Linked DNA regions of Homo sapiens: regions 1 and 2 are each linked to region 3. Evidence: chromatin contacts called from ENCODE Hi-C or POLR2A ChIA-PET data. All regions are on one chromosome and are shown on one strand. The core of a region is the stretch at or near the end of the contact, and the rest is flanking DNA. Distances in the headings are between cores, read along the strand shown.

The links. Hi-C counts contacts between places; a loop is a spot of excess contacts on that map. ChIA-PET counts read pairs that join two places held with the same protein, here RNA polymerase II (POLR2A). Pooled maps may share reads with other maps.
Region 1: a map of CD8-positive, alpha-beta T cell shows a loop between it and region 3 (7-fold over the local background). The contact joins the promoter of CCDC88A here to the promoter of EML6 in region 3. A Hi-C loop is called at or near these places in 6 of 168 maps with a recorded cell type or tissue (CD4-positive, alpha-beta T cell, CD4-positive, alpha-beta memory T cell, CD8-positive, alpha-beta T cell and 2 more), 2 of 37 single-sample maps with no recorded cell type and 21 of 50 pooled maps.
Region 2: a loop to region 3 is called in a pooled map, with 2.8 times the contacts of the local background. The contact joins the enhancer-like site here to the promoter of EML6 in region 3. A Hi-C loop is called at or near these places in 2 of 168 maps with a recorded cell type or tissue (B cell and prostate gland), 1 of 37 single-sample maps with no recorded cell type and 6 of 50 pooled maps. POLR2A ChIA-PET finds 5 or more read pairs at or near these places in 2 of 52 experiments (OCI-LY7 and activated B cell).

Annotation. Positions count from the first base shown.
Region 1 is chr2:55,418,597-55,421,336 of GRCh38, forward strand. CCDC88A (coiled-coil domain containing 88A) reads right to left here and starts at 1,260. Exons shown (of 33, transcript NM_001365480.1): 1 at 421-1,260; 2 at 220-320. The coding sequence starts at 483. RefSeq lists silencers at 1,161-1,230, 1,261-1,310, 1,371-1,660.
Region 2 is chr2:54,091,544-54,094,366 of GRCh38, forward strand. It overlaps a transcript of ACYP2 not described here. Among named protein-coding and RNA genes, the nearest start is that of ACYP2, 23 kb to the right of the region's middle. Within about 2 kb of position 1,573, at least 4 of the 41 ENCODE cell types and tissues checked have a DNase peak (open chromatin) inside an H3K27ac peak, as active enhancers do; they include B cell and OCI-LY7, where a contact is called at or near this core.
Region 3 is chr2:54,722,178-54,725,085 of GRCh38, forward strand. EML6 (EMAP like 6) reads left to right here and starts at 1,485. Exons shown (of 42, transcript NM_001039753.4): 1 at 1,485-1,600; 2 at 2,372-2,908. The coding sequence starts at 2,885. RefSeq lists an enhancer at 1,018-1,237 and silencers at 1,378-1,867, 2,539-2,688.

The DNA.
Region 1 (2,740 bases), core at 10-2,509, 700 kb after region 3:
TGAAAAACTAAAGTTTCACAATTTTAACAGGTAAAATATCTAGGTTGTGATAATGGGCTGAGCCCATAACATTAGCATTCCTTTCAAGATCCAATTCTTAAACCACCTGAATATTTCTGGCCAATGAACCAAATTAGGGGCTTAAAACATCGTGTCTCAAAGTTCACCATATGCTATTTCTCAAAGAAAACGTTACCTAGGAAAGAAGGAAGAACTTACATTTGGAGCATGACCTGGTTCAAGAATACCCCATCCACCAAAGCCACATATTCATCAAGGTTGGTCCCATTTCCTGCGGCCAGAGGTCCAAACGTTTTAACCTAGAACAAACAGAAGGATCACCACGACATGAACGCCCACCTCCATCTCTGCAGCCACAAATAACTCAGCAAAATATACAATAAAGGACACCCCACTTACCCAAGTGACCAAAGGGCTGGTCATGAACTGCTCCAGAAGGGGAGTAAAAATTTCGTTCTCCATTTTACAGAGTATGTATTTGAAAAAAGGAACTACCACAAAAATACGCCTAGGGAATTGGTCACTAAACGTGGAAGTAAGTAGAAATCAATGAAAGTCCATTTCGGCAAGGGAGAAAAATCCCATCGTGGAGGAGGGGGGCACTCTCCCTCCTCAAAAAACACCCCAGAGTGAAACGAGCCGAAATCCCAAGAAGTGGCTTCGACGACGGACACCACGAGCAGCAGCCTGCGCTGGAAATGTCTGTACCGGGCGAGGAGGGGCAGAGAAAAGGCATCTGGAGGAGGAGGAAGGGAAAGGGGGCTGGAACCCAAGACAAAAAGCCCGTCAAGGTTGTCCAGCTCCTGGAGGATCCAGACCAGCGAAACTGCTCCCAATGAATCAATCCCAACGGGGGCTAAATGAAATACGTTAAACAGAGACCACGTTAAGGATACCGAGGCGCCACCAGACTCGACCTCGGCGTTCCGACCTCTACACGTTCCACCCACCGATGGGCATGGAGCCGCTTTCGACCCGCGGAGCCTCCACTGCCCGCAGCCCCTCAGTACCAACAGGCAGGGCTCGCCCCTTCCCCCCGAGCAGACACCATTCCTCCGCCGCCCTCAAGCCTCGCCTCCAGCCCCCTTCCCCTCCCGGGGGTGGGGGCTTGAATGTGTGTCCCTAACCCCCCAGCTTCCTAAGCCCTGCCAGCCTTTCAGCGCGTCTCTGGGAATCCCTGGCACAAAATCACCGCCGCGCTCCAGCCTTCTCCGCCCTCTATGGAGAAGCCGGAGTAACGGCCTCAGAACCGCAGTGCCGCATCACACCCCACCCCTCGCCGCCCGCCAGCGCCGCCCGCCAATGCCGGGGGCCGCCGTCAAAGGGAGCGCGCTGCTCCCTCCGCGCCGATATCCTTCCGCCGACTCCCCGCCCCTCCCGTGCAGCTGCCTCTGGATTGTGGGAGAAGAAAACCGCTGCATGAGCGCGCTCCCGAGCGAGCGCGCCCCCGGGCTAGCCTCGCCGCCGCCCAGATCCTGGCGGCGGGCGCGGGCTCGGGCGTGGGCGCGCGCTCGCTGCAGCTGCTGCGGAGACAACCCGCTCCTCGGTTGCGCCCAGGACGGTTGCCTGGTGGGCGGGGACAGGGAAGGCAGAGCAAGGGGTCTGTCTGCTCGCTCGCTCATGCCTAATTATGGTTTATTTCCTCCCCGAGTGACTTCTTTGATACGTGAAGGAAGGGGAAAGAAATCCTTCTCTTATAAACATGAGGGATGCAGACAGCCTTTTTCGGACAGTTTGATGTGTTCTGTAAAGCATGCCTTCTCCCCAGCAAAATGGAATAGGAAAACTCACTGCAGCAAATGGCAGAGGGACTTGAGCCACAACTTGGTGGGGGTTTTTTTCTCCTTTTTGTTTTCTTCCAAATGCAGTCCACTAACGCATGAATGTTCTTCAAAGTTGCAAGTGACATACAGTAAGATTTTTTAAAAACCAGAGCTGTCTGTCAGCACGTTGGTATTCCCTGACTGGAGCAAACATGACTCAGACATTGTTTTTTGGTTTTGTTTTGTTTTTTACTATTTGGGCATGGGTCGGGGGAAACCCAAGCAAAATCAAGAGCTACAAAGAAGAAACATTTAGAAGTCATCCAAGTTGGGTGACAAATAAACAGATTACATATTTGTCATAAATCTCCATGCCACGTACGACTGGGACCTTGAAATAATTTTAAGTTCCCTGGCAAAATCAAATGCTACTCCTCATTTCAAAGGAAAATAAAGACCTTTTTCCCGGGGTAAAATGGGCATATAGAACGCAATCTTTTTTTGATAAAAGATAATATTATAGTTTTATAATGTGTGCTATGTTTACATTACATAAATATTTACACGGAGTATATATTTTAAATTAGCAGTAAAAATGTTTTTGTCATAACACAGTTAAGAAAGAGCAGAATTTCTTAATTGGGTAGTTGAGAACCTGGACTCTGAAGTCTTCCTGCCTGGTTCCAATATGCACCAGCTGTGTGAGCCTACGCACGTTATTGAGTCTCTTTGTGCTTCGATTCCGTCACGTGTAAAGCAGGGCTAATAATAGGGTTAAATGAAATGGCAGCTTATAGTTAAGTGTTCTATAAATGTCATTAATGTTGTTTTTAACATTATTCCTTCAAAATAAAGAACCTTTATGAAAAACTTGAAATATAACCTCTCTGCTTCAGTTACAGGAGAAAGGATCTTGCTTTGAGGAGGGAACTAAATGCCCTTTGAAAATCATCTTA
Region 2 (2,823 bases), core at 323-2,822, 630 kb before region 3:
CACTCTGTCACCCAGGCTGGAGTGGTGGCACGATCTCGGCTCACTGCAACCTCCATCTCCTGGGTTCAAACAATTTTTCTGCATCAGCCTCCTGAGTAGCTAGGACTACAGTTGTGTGCCACCATGCCCGGCTAATTTGTGTGTTTTTGGTAGAGATGCGGTTTTGCCATGTTGGTCGGGCTGGTCTCGAACTCCTGATGTCAAGTGATCCACCCGTCTCGGCCTCCCAAAGTGCGGGGATTACAAGCGTCAGCCACTAACCCCAGCCAACTCTCTTGATTTTAAATGTCGCTCTAGATAGAGACATTTCTAGTTCCAGGTCTCTTTGTTTCTCATTTTTATACCTCAGAGATGCTGGTGGGAGGAGTACGAGCAAGACTGGAGAAAGAAAGTGTTTGTAATAGTCCGTGTGAGAAAGGAGGGGTGCCCAGACAAGGGCAGCAACTGTGGGGAAAGAGAGTGAGGCTGATTTAAAAGCCATTTAGGAGGGAGACTTTACAGAGCTATAAGGCAGCTATAGAGGGTGAGGGAGTTGGAGGACCCAAAGATGAACCAGGTTTCCAGCAGAGGTACTGGATGGTTGAAGAAGAAAGAGCAGTTTAAGGAAGGGAAAAAAATGTCAGTTCAGTTTTGAAGATGTTGAATTTGCAGTGCTGGGGAACAATGGAATAGAGCTGTCTTATAGGCACTTTCATTTACAAGTGGGTTATGAAAGAGGGAAGAATAGGGACAGGAACCACATTTCAGCAGGAAAAATGGATCCTGATAATCAGGAGAAGTTGGGATTTCTGCTTCATGGTGGGACAGAGAAGAATATATTTGACACTCCGCTGATCCGTAGGAGCAGCTCTTCTTTCTCTCCTGCCCAGTTGTGATGGTAAGTGAACAATGTAGCCAACCTATGTTATCCTATAATCAGCCTTGGAACAGGGTTGGGTGACAAAGGGCTAAGATTTATCAGGGATGAGGAATGGAATCATCCACCAGTTAAGCCATCTAGAGCAGCATAGGTGCTAGGTGAGGGTGAGGGGAATCTAGAATTGGTAGTGGAAGAGGGAAATGGAGTGTCTCAGAAGTGGCTTTGAGAGCAGCTACAGAGGGAAAGACTGTAACTTGGCCCCCTGACATTCTAGTAAGGTTCTCCTAATGGAACCAACCAGAAATCCAGGGTAGCTAATTTCAAATGGGGTGAACTTACTATAGAAGCAGGTGGGTTCCAGTGACATAGAGGGTGTACAGTGATGCATGCCATGGTGCTCTGCTCAGATCCCCACTTTAGGACCATGATGTTCATTCTCTGGCTGCCAGAAGTACTGGCTGCTTGACAACCTACCTTGAGTTCTTTTAGAATTGTCCTCAGCCAAAGAGAGTTGGCTTTCTAAGTTTATGTGCCCCAGGCTGCATCCAACGACCCATTGATGGTGGGGTACAATCGTTCAGAGTAGACAACTCTGAAGTGAGCTCTGAGCTCCCACTGGTTGGGCTGAGGCTTCTATTGTCGACTGCACAGCAGGTAAACTCCTCCTGCAGCTCAATTCTGCTGCCTTCACTGCTCCAGAGTTGTGTGCCTCCTACATGTAAGTCTCTGCCTGAGAGTCAGTTTCCCAGGGAACCTAACCTAAGACATTAGGGCAATGCAAATGAGCTAAGTCCTCCCCCTTCACAGGAGGAAGTCAGCAGATAATATCTAAGGGTGATAAAAATCAATATGTAAAGGTGTAAGCATATTCTCTAGAGTTACACAGACAACTGCCGGAAGAACTAAAAGTAGAAATATTGAAAAGAATATTGTCTCTGCAAAATGTGACTGCAGATTGATTAGGTGGGAGATTTGCTTTTCCTTCTAAGATTTTCTCAACTACCGAAATTAATATCGTATGCAAATAGTACTTTGACTCAAATCTAATTTTAACATTAAAACAAGACTTTTGGAAACAACTAATGATAAAGAGGTAGTGAGTGAGGCAGAGAGAAGTAATAATGTTTGATTCAGAGGATGTGGCCTAGAATTCAGGTGCTGTTTCTGTGTCTGGGTACAGGTCACTTCCTCTTTTAGAGACTTAGTTTTCTCATCTGTCAAGTGGGAATAACAATGATATTAAATAAAAACCACTTGGCCGGGCGTGGTGGCTCACGCCTGTAATTCCAGCACTTCGGGAGGCCGAGGCGGGTGGATCACGAGGTCAGGAGATCAAGACCATCCTGGCTAACACGGTGAAAACCCGTCTCTACTAAAAATACAAAAAATTAGCCGGGCGTGGTCGTGGGCGCCTGTAGTCCCAGCTACTCCGGAGGCTGAGGCAGGAGAATGACATGAACCTGGGAGGCAGAGCTTGCAGTGAGCTGAGATCATGCCAGTGCACTCCAGCCTGGGTGACAGAACGAGACTCTGTCTCAAAAAACAAACAAACAAACAAACAAACAAACAAACCCACTCAGTATCATTGTGAAGTGTAAATAAAATAATGAAAAGTAAAATGCTTAGTAAAGCTATGAAGAGCTGTCCTACTTAGGAGAATGAAGTACATGTTAGAGATACTGGCAATGTACAAAAACTACAAAAAAGTGGTTAATTCTGGCTGTGGATGAAAAAGGCCTCATGAAGGCAGGATCACTCATGGTTGGCTTGCAAAAGAAAGGAAGATTTTGGTAGGCAGAGAAGAAGACATGGTGGGGAGAAAAAAAATTTTTTTTTTTTTTTTGAGACAGAGTCTTACTCTGTTGCCCAGGCTGGAGTGCAGTGGTGCCATCTCGGCTCACTGCAAACTTCGCCTCCCAGGTTCAAGCAATTCTCCTGCCTCAGCCTACCAAATAGCTTGGATT
Region 3 (2,908 bases), core at 235-2,734:
ACCCTGTCTCTACTAAAAATACAAAAATTAGCTGGGCGTGGTGGTGCGTATCTGTAATCCCAGCTACACAGGAGGCTGAGGCAGGATAATCGTTTGAACCCAGGAGGCGGAGGTTGCAGTGAGCCAAGATCACGATATTCTAGCCTGGGCAACGGCCTGTTTTGTCTCAAAACAAAACAAAACAAAAAGAACAACAAAAACTTACTGTCTTTATATAATTCATTTGGCACTGTTTTATGGCACGACATCATTGATCAACTATATTTTTGCTTCTATCTCAAACCTTTCTCAGGCCGTGTTTTTGTTTTTGGCAGTGTTCTTGTTGCCTAGCACAGTGCCATCTCACTTATTTGTTGATTCTGTTTCCTTAAAAACAAAGATGAGACCAATTCAAATCCTCATTACTGCGGGCAGCAACAAATCATCCAAACTCTGGCACTTCCAGTTCTTTCGAGCTTTCCTACCAGGTCGGAGGGTTGTCTTAAAACTTGAGGGAGATGAACTGAGTAAGCGATTACACTGAAAGCATGGGAGGGAAAGGACGTTCCAAACGTCCAATCCATCATCCTTTTGCAGCCTCTTAGTCACTGGGATTTTGAAATCTCTTTCCAAAGACTAGCTATGGCCCTAAATTGGAAATAGGCTACTTGAGAACACAGTGGATTCATAGTTCATCTCGGGCAGTTTTAGGAGAAATGCCACCAGCTTCTGCGTTTGAAGGCCAAGGTTAGCTGTTCATGGCGTGAGCACCTTCCTGCTTCCAACCTCCGGTTATCTGTAAATACCCAAGTCCTCTAATTTAGGACGCAGGTCATGGGAAGACGCTGGTTCTTAGGGCAGAAGTGAGCTCACATTCCCAGCATTTTTCTTAAACTTGGCAGAACTGCACTTTAACAAATTAAAATCCATGTGAATGAAAAGGAAAACTTAAGTAGGAAACAAACTTAAGCTTGAGTCAGTTACAGCATGGTGAGGATGTCGGTTACAGCAACACTCAGAGACCGATGAAGGAGAAATTCCAGTGGTGGGCTGGGAGACCGTCTCCATTCCAACTCCACCGCTTTTCTCTACAGAGACCCACGCACGCCAGCTCCCGCCTCAGTCACAAGGGAACGCCCGCGTGGGCAGGCAATCGTCCTTGGTGAGCCGGGATCTCCTCACCCCGAGAGCCGCAGGCTCCGCTGACGCCGGTACAGGTCTCGCTGCGACTCCCTCTGGGCGCGCGGAATCCTGGGACTTGTGGTCCCTTCCGCGCGCTGTCCGCCCTAACCGGCGCAGAGAGGACTACACTTCCCAGGATGCGTCGGGGGAAGAGGCCACAGGGACAGGCAGAGGGAGGGGGCGGCCCCAGTCCTCCGGGGCGTCGCTGTTTCCAAGCGGCGAGATCTCGCCTAGTAACCGGCAGCTGAGGTTCACTAGCGCGGCGTTGTGGCCCCGCCCCCGGAGCCCCGGCTGGAGGAAGAACCTGTCTCCCGCGGCGCCCCAGTGACGAAGTCCATCCCCGGGTGCGGGAGGCGGGGAGGGGAGGGCAGGCAGAGGATTTCGCTCGCTCGCCCGCGCGGGATCCGGGACGCGCCGGTGGCGTCCGCTGGCAGCAGAGGTTAGAGGCAGAGAGCGCGCGGATGCTCCGCGGGCGAGGCTGGTTCGAGAGTGGGAGGAGTGCAGGGCGCCGCCAGGGCGGCAGTGCGCGCGGGCCGAACAGTCCTGAGGGCGGGCATCCCTCGCGCAGCGCGCCGACCCCCGGGACGTGTGCGTCTGTGGGGGGTTGCTGTCCCCCGGGTCCCTCGGGCGACCCCTCTCCACGCTGGGCTCAGGGCAGGACCCGGGATTCCGTGGGACCCGGTGTTTAGCGCAGAGGTTTCTGGGGAGAAGTACACGATTTTTGCCACTTGTTATTTGATTTCTCCTCGACCAGGAGCGTTTGTAGGTAGCGCACTCCCTCCGACTGCACTAGTGCCTCGTTTCTTCCGAGTAAGACAATCTTTCATGATGCGGATTGGAGTTGCTGATCAATGAGAGCTGCTAAGTTCTTTATGGCTTTCTCGGTGAAGAGAAGGTTCACGGAGGATATGATTATTAAACACACACATGAAAACTAATTGGAGCATCTAAAAAATGACCATTGCATATTCGCCCTCGCTTATTAGGGAAACAGCAAGCGTTCCTTCAAATCGCATCAGCAACTGCCAGGCAGCAGCATTTACGCATATTTCATATCATTAAGGAGATGGAACTGGAGAGAGAAAGCGGGAGTAGGGGACAATTTTTAAAAATACCCAACTTGGTTTAGTTTGGGGATAATTTTCTTGGATTGGGTGACTTATGCGAAAAATCTGTTTCTTTCTTCCTCGCTCTCGCTTCCTGGATATAGACTGTCAATTTCGGATCCAAAGACGGCGATGGCAGAGCTCACCCGGGTTGCCTGTCAAATCAAGGCTATCGCAGAATAAATCCCGCCGCCTGCCGCGAAGCCCCGGCGCACCGCAAACTTCAGTGAGCGAACTGGGTGATCGCTGTTGGGATATGCAGATTCCTGATGTAAAAGGCGGGGTGGCCCCCCCGAGAGCCTCTCCCGGGGGCCGGAGCCCGCAGGTGCAGTGAGGCGCGCGCGCCGGTGCCGGCGCCCCCAGAGCCGCCTTGCCCGGGTAGAGGGAGCCCGGCGCCCGGCGGGGTCTGGCGGCCGCACACCGGCGGCGGCGGCTTGTCTGCGGCGGCTGCAGCGGATGATGGTGGCGGCCGGCCCGCTGGGCTGTGCCTGTGTGTCGCCGCGGAAATCAGCGCCCTGCGCCGCGCGCTGAGCCCCTGCAGGTCCGCCGCAGCCCCAGCCTCGGCGAGGACGGCCCCGGCGCGCGGGGGGGCGGGGGGCGCGCGGGGTCGGCTTATCATGGCGGATCGGACGGCGCCCCGC